3 separate regions of the Homo sapiens genome follow, and regions 1 and 3 are each linked to region 2. A link is a contact called in ENCODE Hi-C or POLR2A ChIA-PET data. All regions are on one chromosome and are shown on one strand. The core of a region is the stretch at or near the end of the contact, and the rest is flanking DNA. Distances in the headings are between cores, read along the strand shown.

Evidence for each region. Hi-C counts contacts between places; a loop is a spot of excess contacts on that map. ChIA-PET counts read pairs that join two places held with the same protein, here RNA polymerase II (POLR2A). Pooled maps may share reads with other maps.
Region 1: a pooled map shows a loop between it and region 2 (3-fold over the local background). The contact joins the enhancer-like site here to the promoter of STK33 in region 2. A Hi-C loop is called at or near these places in 1 of 168 maps with a recorded cell type or tissue (K562) and 2 of 50 pooled maps. POLR2A ChIA-PET finds 5 or more read pairs at or near these places in 2 of 52 experiments (K562 and activated CD4-positive, alpha-beta T cell).
Region 3: a loop to region 2 is called in a pooled map, with 2.7 times the contacts of the local background. The contact joins the enhancer-like site here to the promoter of STK33 in region 2. A Hi-C loop is called at or near these places in 5 of 50 pooled maps. POLR2A ChIA-PET finds 5 or more read pairs at or near these places in 2 of 52 experiments (Panc1 and activated T-cell).

Annotation. Positions count from the first base shown.
Region 1 is chr11:8,731,160-8,735,080 of GRCh38, forward strand. It overlaps DENND2B (DENN domain containing 2B), which reads right to left. Exons shown (of 20, transcript NM_213618.2): 3 at 1-50. Among named protein-coding and RNA genes, the nearest start is that of DENND2B-AS1, 36 kb to the right of the region's middle. Within about 2 kb of position 1,277, at least 28 of the 41 ENCODE cell types and tissues checked have a DNase peak (open chromatin) inside an H3K27ac peak, as active enhancers do.
Region 2 is chr11:8,592,864-8,597,236 of GRCh38, forward strand. STK33 (serine/threonine kinase 33) reads right to left here and starts at 1,365. Exons shown (of 16, transcript NM_001352389.2): 1 at 1,220-1,365. RefSeq lists a silencer at 928-1,187.
Region 3 is chr11:8,830,102-8,834,152 of GRCh38, forward strand. It overlaps a transcript of DENND2B not described here. Among named protein-coding and RNA genes, the nearest start is that of DENND2B, 21 kb to the left of the region's middle. RefSeq lists enhancers at 1,739-2,540, 2,490-2,809, 2,541-3,341. Within about 2 kb of position 2,555, at least 9 of the 41 ENCODE cell types and tissues checked have a DNase peak (open chromatin) inside an H3K27ac peak, as active enhancers do.

The sequences.
Region 1 (3,921 bases), core at 27-2,526, 140 kb after region 2:
TGGGACTCCTTGGTGGGGAGAGAACTGGAGGTGGAGAGACTGACTGAGACCTGGGGGCAAAACAAAACAAAGGAAAAGAAAAGAAAATGGCAGTGAGTGGCTGACCAACCAGTGGCATCCTGTTTTATTCTTACAGAACTCAGCATCTTTTTCCTGGAGGACTCTCAAAGAGTATTCTATTCAAGTAATATACCTTGAAGGCTGTCTTCAAGGAGAGCAATAGCTCCTTAATCACAGCAGGCCAAACTCAACAGGCCTCTCTGCCCAAACCATCCCCAGGCACCCTGAGTAATGTCTGAAACAGACACCTGTTCTGTGCCAAGCGAGAGCATCCCAAGAGTCTAACATCTGCCAGTAAGAGGACAGAAAGCCCAGTGGTGTGCTGCCACATGCTTAACAACCAGTTCTCAGAAGGTGTGGTGGCTCATGCCTGTAATCCCAGCACTTAGAGAGGCAGAGGCAAGAGGATCGCTTGAGCCCAGCAGTTCAAGACCAGCCTGGGCAACATAGTGAGACTCTGTGTATGGTAAAAAGAGGGAAAAAGGGACCAAAAACCCCAAAACCAAACAAGTCTGAACAACCGGCTCTCTAGGGGCAACAGCAGATTGGTAGCACTTGCCAACTTTGGTAGTATAAATATTCCAACTATGGCTGAGCTACCAATGTGACGTCACTGGCTGTGGAGTTGAGAAGAGATGCCACTAATCAGCTCTTGTGAACTGGTGCAAGGTGGTTCTTGAACACTACTCCCTGAAGTGGCCCCCAAATACACTCAGACCCTTTGATCTTTCCCTTTAACAAGCCTCTGTCTCCCCTGGGACTTCTGCTACTAGACATAACATCTCACTTCTTCATGTTGGGTTCTGACCAGAATTAGAATCCCTGAGGGCCTCAGACAGGTCAGAAGCGCCCCTCAGGAAAGAGTCTTTTCCACTCTATCATTGAGGAAGCCAATGGGGTGGGGAGGCCAACTCCTTAGGCAGCTCCACCCTCCAGCAGTGGCATCACATCCAATAATTGGCATCTACCATGTCCCAGCTCCAAATCCATATGCAGATCTTGGCAACTACAAGGAACACTTCTGAATAAATGTTTTTACATATGTTAACTCATTTAATCTTCCTGAAAAGTCTATGAGGTTATCATGTTTATTATCTTCATTTTACAAATAAAAAACACTAAGGCACAGAAAGGTTTAATATCTCATCCGAGGTCACTCAGCTGGTAAGTGAAACCAGGACGTGAACTTCCACTACACTGGGCTGACTCTCTGAAGAGGAAGCAGTGCCTCTGCCACTTTCTGAACTGCCAGGGCCCTGAGGCAACTCAAGAGAAATCCCCACAGCACTCAGCACACCCCTGCCACAGCACTTGTAAGTATCAAGGGACTTCTTGGTCTTCCCTACTAGACCATGGTTTCTTCTAGGCCCAGGGACAAACAAATAGTGTCTGGAAGGTGCTCGGTGAATGATGAAGAGCAAAAGGAAGGGAAAGGTGAGCTTATTGAAGAGCACCATGAGCATACTTCCTCTTGGGCACACTTTTCTACTTGTCTACTAGAGTAACCACTGTCAACTTTCAGAATTCTTTCCAAACAGTTTCAGTTCAAAAACAGCAGGATTTGCCAACACTGCACAGCACAAGGCCTACCTGACCCTAAGGCCGTGGCCCTCAGCTCTGGGCTGCCCAGCCTCTCAGGCTCCGGAATGCCATGCTATCCACAGGAAGGCAGCCAGCTGCCCCTGAGCCAGGCTGCTGTCACTGCTCGCTCACACACAGAAAACTGGAGTTTGGGTGAGTCAGGGATTGGCTGACAATTCCCTGCTGGGTCACAGGCCTCTGGCTGCCCCCAATCAACAGGAAACCTCAACATGCTTAAGTTGTTTTTCAAAGGGCAAGTCAAACAAGAGCCATCCCATGTGTATATGGGCACAGATGAGAGAAATTCAGTGCCAAGCCAAGCCAATGACCAAAGAGGCTCTGCTCAGTGAGGAGGTGTGAACAGAGTAAGCCTCCGCACTCCCTGGGGTAGGGAGCGGCAGGGCAAGTCGCCAGGCTTGAGGCGGGGGGAGATCCCAACTTCCTCACAGTTCATGGAGGCCTTAGGTCTCTCTTATTTTATAGAACCATAAATACAAAAGGTCATCAGTCTAGCCCCTAAGTGAATGAGTGTCTGTGCTACACAAAGGACTCTGTTTTAGTTCTCAACTGAAGATGCATTTGACAGAGGACAATTTCATTTGTTTATTCATTCGACAAATACTTAGTGAGCACCTACTCTGTGCTAGGCCTGTTCTAGGTGCTAGATACAAGAATAAACAACACAGACATAAATTCATGTCCTCGTGAAGCTTATATTCTACTGGGAGATGGCAGGCACCTAATGAGACTCACAATCTCTTGGGAAGCCTTTTTAAACTATACATGCCTCACCTGCTCAGGCACTTTGATATGTGGTTCCCTAGGGCTGTGTCTCCCCAGCGGCCCAGGAGAGAATTCACCAGTCCATGGAACCACTGTTACTTATGGTAGTGTGGGGCATGGCTCCTTGGGATAGGAAAATGATTCAGGTCCTCTGGTCCATCTGATCCCAGCATGCTTTCAGAAAGAGTGATTCTATAACTTCCCTTAGTGGCTCCAGCACGAATAAATCCTCACAGGTTAAGAACTTTCTCTCAATGCCTACCCTGCTTCAACTGAGGTTTCATTTCTCCCCTCTCATGCAGCATAAAATAGAGAGTAGACTGGCCCTTTCCTCTGAAGGTCCTGTCTTTGGTGTCACTGCTGACCTGGGACCCACGGCTTCACGTGCTACCCTTGCCCCAGCCTCCCCACACAGGCCAGGCCCAGTGCACTGTACCACAGAGGAACCTGCCTGTGCTGACCTGAAGCCCCATATCACAGAGAAGGCACCAGTCACTCATTCCAAGGTCTGGTAAACAATAAAGATAAGGCCCTGCCCTCCTGGGGTGACATTCTCACTTGAGGGTAGAATTCTCTGTTATCTGTCTGCATGTTTCTGATTCTACCTCTTATTAGCAATGGACTCACACTCTGAACATCCAGTTTCATTTCTTCAAAACTGTTCCATTTTACATCGCAGGGTTGTCATATTGAGCCAATGAGACCATGGATGCAAAATGCTCATTATCATTAGTACTGTTTTTTTTTTTTATCAGGTTATGGCTAGCCAGTCAGTCTCAAGAGAGGGTAAGAACATCACAGCCTTGGGGTTCAAGTTTCAGTGTAGCCACTTATAAGCTTCATGACTTTGAGCAAGTAATCTTCTCTCCCTAAGCCTCAGTTTCCTTAACTCTAAAATGGGTGTTGGAAGATCACGTATCTCGGCCAGGTGCAGTGGCTCACGCCTGTAATCCCGGCACTTTGGGAGGCTGAGACAGATGGATGACCTGAGGTCAGGAGTTCAAGACCAGCCTGGCCAACATGGCGAAACCCAGTCTCTACTAAAAATAACAAAAATTAGCTGGGCGTGGTGGCAGGCAACTGTAATTGCAGTGACTCGGGAGGCTGAGGCAGGAGAATCACTTGAACCCAGGAGGCGGAGGTTGCAGTGAGCCGAGATCACGCCATTGCACTCCGGCCTGGGCAGCAAGAGTGAAAACAAGAGTCTCAAAAAAAAAAAAAAAAAAAAGAAAGATCACATATCTCAGAGAATCCCTGTGAGAAATAGTACCTGTCGCGCATTGAGCTTGGGGCCTAACACACAGTGTTCCATCTTAGCTTGATAATTACTCATATTCACAAGGGGCTGGCTCTTCAGAGTAATCACCTGGGAAATTTGGTCAGTTTGCCACTGTCAATGGATCCTGAACGCTGTCGGGGCAGGGGGGCGGGAGGGCGGGGAGTAAATCAAATATGACCATGAATTCTCAGCAGCTCAGGCTATGGAAAGGTGGAGTC
Region 2 (4,373 bases), core at 115-2,614:
GCTGCAGGGCAAAGAATGGATGGGAATATTGAAAGGAAAGGATAAATACCTTTAGATTAGTTAAGAGGCTACTACTGGACAACAGATCATGGTAGATTGGTCTAGGGTAATAGTAGCAGAGACAGAGATACTCAAATGGATTTGAGATTTGGTTTGAAGATAAAATGAATAGAACTTGATGATTGTTTGGATATGGAAAGGAAGAAAGTGCGAGGTGTCAAGGATGAGGCCAAGATTTCTGATTTGCAAACTAGAGGTTGGTATGACCCATTGAGATAGCAACAGAGATTTACACGAGCTAAAAATTTAAATGCGCGATATATCTGCATATCCATCACTGTCTAAAGGCACGGGCCTGGAGAACAAGGAAAGAGTTTGGGTTCAAAACTTGTTGATGTTCCTTTCCATTCACAGAGCCCTCTTTCAAGGCAGGACTATCCTATTTTCTGGTTGGATATTGGAGTCATTTGGTGGTCAGGCAAAAAAGAAGGTCCTTCTTAGCTGGTGATATGGGACGGGGAGCACCAGACCACTCTTAGCATGCAAATATCCCTTACTAACGCTCAAGTGCTTTTCACATGTACTGTTCACAAAACAGCTTCACATATAGGTTCACTGAAACCCACGACCTTGTGAGAAATTATAATCTACATTTAGGAAGCTGAGGGAGAGTTCTTAAATTACCTGTCCACAGAGCCAGTACGGGGCTGCTTTATGTCATCCTTTCACCTCCTATGTGCAGCCTCTAGGTGCAAGAGACTATCTTAAGGGCAACAGGAAACCTACCATATAATGGGGTCCCACTAGGTACCAGGCTCTAGCAGTTTAAAAAAAAGAAACACAACTTCAGAACTTCTAAGGATGTTTCCCACACACTTACCCCACAGTAAGTTCGCTTCTAAACTTTCAAAAAGTTTCACGTCCCAAGATGGGGTGAAGGTGAGACGGTGGAGATGAACCGGGGCAGACAGAGACCACCCCAAATACCGGACCCGGGGGAAATGGGGTACCAACGGCTGGGCCCCAGGAGACACTCGGAGGGGTCCGCGGGCTCGGCCCGGTCCCTCCGCTGGGGGGTTACCAGCCGGCCGGCAGCGAGATACCCAGAGGCCCGTTTTTCCACCGCGTTGCCATAGCAACGGCCTGGCCGGCTGCGCCCCGGGCCGCCCGCCCCATCCCGCGGGCCCGCCCTGAGCCAGTGACTCCAGGGACCACTCACCGCGGCCGGCGGACTGGCGGGTCTCCGACAGGTGCGCACACTCGGCGCAGGCTGTCGCTGAGCCCGGAATTCTGCACCGGGAGAAACTTTTCAGCCCGCAGAGCAACCGCAGGGCAGTGGACGGGGGCCGCGCGAGGACAAACAGCGGCGGCGGGTGCAAAGCCCCTTCTCCAAGCCGCGGGGTTGGCCGGGAGGTGCCGGCTGCACAACGGCGCCCACGTGACCCAGGTGCAGCCCCAGGCGCGCCCAAGGGCAGCTCGCCTTAGAGAAGGACCTAAAACCCCGTCTGGGGCACAGAGGAGCAGCCACGTGTTACGTAAAATAAAGCTTTGTAGCAGGAATATCACAGTACTGAGGTGATTGATGCTCAGGCCACTCTTCTCACTCGGAGTCAAGCCCATCAAGCCCCAGCCAGTTGGAGCAAGGGCTGCAAGCCTTGAACTGCAGTGAGTGGGGAGCTGGCCTAAAAAGACGGGAAAATGCTGGGGGGAGGGTGTTTGTCCCCACGCAGGGGCTGAGAAGACTCCTGACAGATCAAATGACGATTCTCAGGGATATGTTTTAGCTACAAACCTATGAGAACCATCTGAATGCCTGCCCCATGCAACAGAGGGTCCAGCTGTATGCTAATGTATTTACTGGCCTGAACTAAGAATGGCTTCTGTGGTCCTGGGTCCTACTCTCTAGCAGTGTGGGGAAGAAATTCAACTCTCCTAATACTAGCCTAATTATTTGAGGCAGATGTTCTCTAAAATTAGCTGATTGATAGCCAGTAACTTGATACGGCAGGTGGATTCATTGTATTGCTTCGGGGGAGGCTACATTTGGCAACTAGTTCATCCAGTCCTTTTCATCAAAAAACTCAAAATGGTCATAATGGGTGACTGGTAACTTCAAACTTCAAACCACTGGACTAGGCCGGGCGCAGTGGCTCACACCGATAATCTCAGCACTTTGGGAGGCCAAGGCAGGAGGATTGCTAGAACCCAGAAGTTCAAGACCAGCCTGGGTAACACTGGGAGGCCCCCATCTCTACAAAATTAAAAACTACCTGGCCACCAAAGGGCTGCAAGAAACCTACCATATAATGACGTCCTACTAGGTACCAGGCTCTAGGAGATTAAAAAAGATCTCCTAGGATAATCTCCCGCATCTTAAGGTCCTTAATCACATCTGTAAAGTGCCCTTTGCATATAAGGTAACATATTCACAGGTTCCAGCCTGGGCGACATAGCCAGCCCTGCCTCTAAAAACAAAAGCAACCACTGGACTGCGTTTTGCCCTGGATTAAACCAGACCACCAAAAAACTGTATGTTTGTACCATTTTGTCTTCACCGTTGGCAACATTGCATGAACCAAGTCATGTTTAGCACTATGCCATTTGCTTATATTAAGAGATGCTGTTTAAAAAAATTCATGATACCTCTGCATTTACTAGAGGGATTACTTTAAGAATGTTGTTTATTACATCTTTGTAGCAGAATCCTACCAGCTTGTCCAGCGCAGAGCTTTTCAAACTTTTTTGAGCACAATCCATCAAAATAAATATGTTTTACATTATCACTCAATACACAGGTACTCATATATTTAGTAAATGAAACAAGTTTTATAAAACATTACCCACATCACATGCTATGCACCCTGATACTTTTAATCTCTTTTTAAGGCTAGTTTCTACCCACTAATGGTTTCTTGACCTTCAATGCAAGTTGCATTTCAAAAACAGCAGTATAACCAGATGTCTTTTTCTGGAAACTAGACCTGGATCCTCAGACAAGGTAACCAGGCCACCTGACTACAGTTGATTGCTCCAATAGTAGGGACCTGACTCAAGATAAGGCAATCATATCCCTCTCCCAGGAATTTGGAATTAGGACAGAGAGATTGCAATCTTTCTCTAGGAAGCTAATGTGGAAACACAGAACATCTTTAAAATAGAAAATCAGAAGCCTTCAACAGACATACTTTCCCACCATGTGGCCAAAAGCAATGTAGAAAGCCAGGCTGCAGGGAAAATGGGAAAAGAAGAGGAAGGCTGAAAAAGATATACAGAAAGAAGAGACCAAAAGAGTTCTGACGGCTTTCCATTCCTAGTCATGGTATTTTCTGAAATGAATTGTATTCCTGCCTTTGAATTCCATATAGTATTTCCAACTCTTTGGAGTTGGGAGGAGGGGCCTACCACACTAATATAATCACCTATATGCCCCGTATAGGAGGGTCAATGCAAGAAATATATTTCAATCCTGAGTGCCAGAAAAGAACACTTTTTCCCTAGAGAAACTGACATGACTTTTTTTAATAAAGAAAGCAGACCATGAGATTGATCACATTTCCCTTTCACCTTGACTTCAGGAAGATAGCACCCAAATTTGCAACTCAATTTTAATAACTTTGTCAAACTACAGTTTGCATATCTGCATCACAACTTTCTCCTGTTCTCTTTCATTTCCCCTCATTCCTACTTTTATCTTTTTGTTGTACTGACTATTATTTTAAACTGCTTCAAATATTTTGCACTTGCTGTTTCCTCTTTCTGTAAGGCTCTGCCCCTGTATCTCCTAAAGCCTGGTTCCTTCTCATCATTCAGATCTCAGCTCACTTGCCACCTCCTCAGAGAAGCCTTCCTTGATCTTCCTACCTAAAATAGCCCCACCCCACAGTCTATCACATCACCCTGCTTTGTTGTCTCAGAGCACTTAACACCATCTAAAACAAGCTCTTTATTTTCCCTGTTTCCTCACCAGAAGCTAAGCTCCAAGACAGCAGGGACCTGGCCTCTTTGTTTATTGCTTGTTCCTAGTGCCTGGGAACAGTGCCTGGAACTTAGTAGCTAGTTAGTAAACATTATGGAGTTAATAAATAAAAGAATTAATAGAAGAAAGGAGGGGAGGGAGGGAGGCAGAGAGGGGAGGGGAGGGTTGAAGGAAAGAGATTTTGTTGAACATGGTAAGATATAGATGGATAGGTAAATAGGTGGATAGATAGACTGACAAATAGACAAATATTCATTTCCAGTGTGCAAATGTCACTAATATTTATAGAGAGGAACCAGAGGAACTATACAAGAAAGTAAAATATACTCGATTCCCTAAAATATATACAGAAAGATCCTAGGTTTCCTTGGGTAACTCTTGACATAATGCCTTAGAC
Region 3 (4,051 bases), core at 1,305-3,804, 240 kb after region 2:
AAATTATCCTATTTTCATCGATCTACAGGAGAGATTTCCACAAAACTCCACCTTCACTGCATCACTTCACATCACCTATGTAATGGCAGGACTTCCAGAGCTCAGGTCCCTGGCTCTGCTCTGCCACACCTACCCCTCCAAGGTAGATCATCGCCGTGACACTGGAGTGAACATCTCTCCTTTCCTTATAAAGTTGACCCAACTTTAAAGACCAGAAAAATCCTGCCTCCTCCAAGGAAAGTTTTCTGTGGTTTTAAGATACAACTTTCTTGTTCTGAACTATAAATGTATCCATGGTTCGTAAACCAACACAGTTAAGATCTTGGATATTCTCTACTTGTTTAACAAACACTGTCTCTCCCAATAGCTTATAAATTCCCTCAGGTCAGAAAATAAGCTTTATTTAATATTTGCATCACAATGTCAGTGGAGCTGAAAATTCAGCGAGGGCTGCATTGCCTTACTGCCTGATGGTGGAAAGAAAGATCTTTGTTATCTCTCCAGCCCTTGACAACTCACAGGGAATGTTGGGGTACAGAGGAAGGAGAGAAGAGGTGGAATTAATACCCTCCCAACTCCTAAAGTATCTTCCCGCCTGTTCCTCCCTGCTTTCACCCACTCTGGTGGGGGAAAGAGCCCCCATCACAGGCTCCAATCCACCTATTCTCTGAGGCTGAGCCTGAGCCCATCAGAACAGCATGCAGACAGCTCTATTTAGCTCCATTCTTCATGTTCTGATCCGCCCGTGTGATAGCAACAGCTGCTCACAGTGCCTGACAGTAGTGGGAAGATAAAAGGAAGAAAGAGACACATAAGAAAGAAAAGCCAAGACCAGTAGTCATCTTCTAATATATATTTCATACCTGGGCCCTGGAGGGAAATCTGCTTCAAATTAAGCCCCATCTGTTCTCAAGCCCCCAAAGAGGCAGAGCACCCATGAGAAGGGCTCTATACCCTGCCAGGGCACAGACACCAGTGAAGATTGGCAGCTGCAAAGAAGGATGGCATCCTTGAGGAAGCCAACAAACTGGGAGGTGGAGCCCCTGGCTGACCAGCCCATTCTTAGACTCAGAGCCTCTGCCCCACAACACATGACCCCAAGACCTCCCTGATAGGTAAGAATCACATAAGTATGTAATGGGTGTAAAATGGGGAGGATTGTCAGGAGATCGGCCCAATTCCCAGAGGAAAGCATTCCTGGCCATCACACCCAAGGTACTCAGCAATGCAAGCATAACCTAGCATGCCTAAACCCACCTTCCCCACTACTCCTGGCTTCTGGCCACTCGGGAGCAAATACACCTCTGCAAAAGTCCCAGCTTTTGTGCTCCCCACAGCCAGCCCCCACCATCGTCTCTCCAGATCTTCTCCTGTTTATAAGATGCATTCACTCCTAATCTCCACTTCCAGACACACACACACACCCTTGGGTAGACACAGGGCAATAAGCCTACCTCTCAGGCTCAACTTCTGGGCTGCACACAGTGGGGTGGCTTGCTCCCGTAATCCCAGCACGTTGGGAGGCTGAGGCAAGAGGACTGTTTGAGCCCAGGAGTTCAAGAGCAGCCCGAGCAACACAGCAAGACCCTGTCTCCATAAAAAAAAGATGGAAAAATTAAATTCTGTAGGATTCACTCCCTAAATAATTAAAAATTTAAACTTAAATTTTAAAAAACCAGGCTTAACTTCTACCCAGTGTGTGTTCATGCTCCCTTGGGCCCTTTCTGCTTGCAGGAGCTGATGATGCTGGGTGCACTCTGAAAGATTTTAAACCTGGTAAGGATGGTAATGCCTTCAGGGGCCAGAGGATGCCTTCACAAACCATTCAGAGTGTCAACAGAGCCAGACTGGGGAGACGTCCAGTTATACCAAGACCAAGAGGCAGATTCTCTCATCTGCCTCTAAGCTCCTTCCTCACAAAAGGTATCTGCCACACCCATCTCCAGTGCCAAAGATGGATCACAGCCGACTGAGCCGACTGTCTCTCCTCCTACCCCTCACCCCCGCCTTCCAGAGTGACAGCGAGACAGGAAAGCAAGTTGGAAAATTTTTAAAAGAACCAACACCTCGGCCAGGCACAGTGGCTCACGCCTGTAATCCCAGCACTATTGGAAGCCGAGGTGGGCGGATCACAAGGTCAAGAGATCAAGACCATCCTGGCCAACACGGTGAAACCCCGTCTCTAGTACAAAATACAAAAATTAGCTGGGCATGGTGGTGCACACTTGTAGTCCCAGCTACTCGGGAGGTTGAGGCAGGAGAATTGCTTGGACCGGGGAGGCGGAGGTTGCTGTGGGCCGAGATTGTGCCATTGCACTCCAGCCTGGCAACAGAGCGAGACTCTGTCTCCAAAAAAAAAAAAAAAAAAAAGAACCAACACCTCATCACAATCCATGAAAAGCTAGCTCCTGGCTCTAGGACTGCAAGAAAAGGGAATTCCACCTTCAAACTCCTGGTTACCTTCCATGGCTGGTCTCAGTGGAACTAGCATTCCTCCTCACAGAGGCATGAGGCAGCCACACCCCACACAGCCCCAGAGCCCAGAGGCAGAGTTGGGCAGAAAGGAATGCAGATAGTTTCCCAGAAGTGTCTGGCCGAGAAGGAAACCAAGAGCTTACCCACAGCTTCCTGGGCCCTGACTGGGAGGCACTGGGTTCTCACAACAAGGATTCTGGCAATTCAGGGATGGTGAGGCCCTTGTATGTGAAAGCCCACAGGAGGCGAGGACACAGTGGTGGGAAGAGGCCCTGACAGAACAAGCCTGGGCTGGCCCCAGACGGCTTCCAGTAAGCAGCGGCTGCACTTGAATGTCAGCAAGGGTCTTAGGGAGACCCGAAGCAATCCAGTCACAGGGGAGCCCAAGGCAGGCACGCAGATGTGAGGTCGGATCCTCTTAGCATAGGCTTTGGCGTCACCTGCTTTCCAGGAAGCAGGCTTCATTTTCTAACACATCTTGAGGGAGGAGGGCAAACCGGAGGGGAAGCCCAACATCTGACAGGCCAGCAAAGCTGGTGAGCAGATGGGCTCTAATGCCTCCCAGCTTGATTCTCTCAGTCATGCTTCAGAGGTCATAAGGCTTTTTTTAGTCCTACTGTTAGTACCACAGCTCCCAGAAGCCTGTGCTTCCTCCAAATTATGACCCTGTAAGGCTCTGTTCTAGGATAAGCACAGGAGAAGGAGCAGAACACAGAAAGAGTTATTAAAGATGCCTTCCTGTTATATACTAAGTGTCCACGTGAAGGATATCAAAATAAAATAATAAAATAATTTTAATTTAAAAGTGGATTACATCATTAACTGTTTCCTTTGCAAGGAAAGGGCAATTCCTAATACAGATTCCATAAAATCCAGATGACACTTCCCCTTCTCATATACGACCTGGACTCTGAAAACCTTAATCAGTTGCTAGCATTAATACAAAATACACACAGAGACACATATAGACACACGTCTGTTCTTCAAAGCTTTGTTCGGGAAGCCAAAGATACAAGAACCCTTCCAACTTCATGTCCCTATGGGGATAACAGGAGGCACAGAGTTAAATATGGTTTTTCCCAAGCAAAGACCTTGGCTGCGAATAGGATTAAGGGTGGCTCTGGACACCCCCACATGCAGGAAGAAGGCTAAGCACCTGGAATCTCCCCTTCCTCCACAGCACCAGTAAATGAACTGATGTCATCTCTCTGGTAGCCAAACATGTCTGTCTCCCAGCCCCTAGGATTTCACCCATCCTTACCTCAAAATTGCATAATAAGGGTCTGCAGCTGGTTAGTTCAGTTACTCACAGCCTGGTGCCAGTGAAGCAAAGGTAAAAAGTTGGCTACTTAGAGCCATTAGTTTCACCTTACCCTGTGGCCACAGATTTTAACTGTTTAAACCTAGATCAAAATGCATGCTGCTTTTTTCAGAGAGACAAGACCAAAGATGAACTCAAAAAGAGCATCCCTGGGCACCACAGAAAGAAGGACAAAGATAAAATCAGCTGTGACTGTACTTCTTTGGAACGGGATGACACATGCTGATCCCCAAGCAAGAACATCTGGATAAGCTT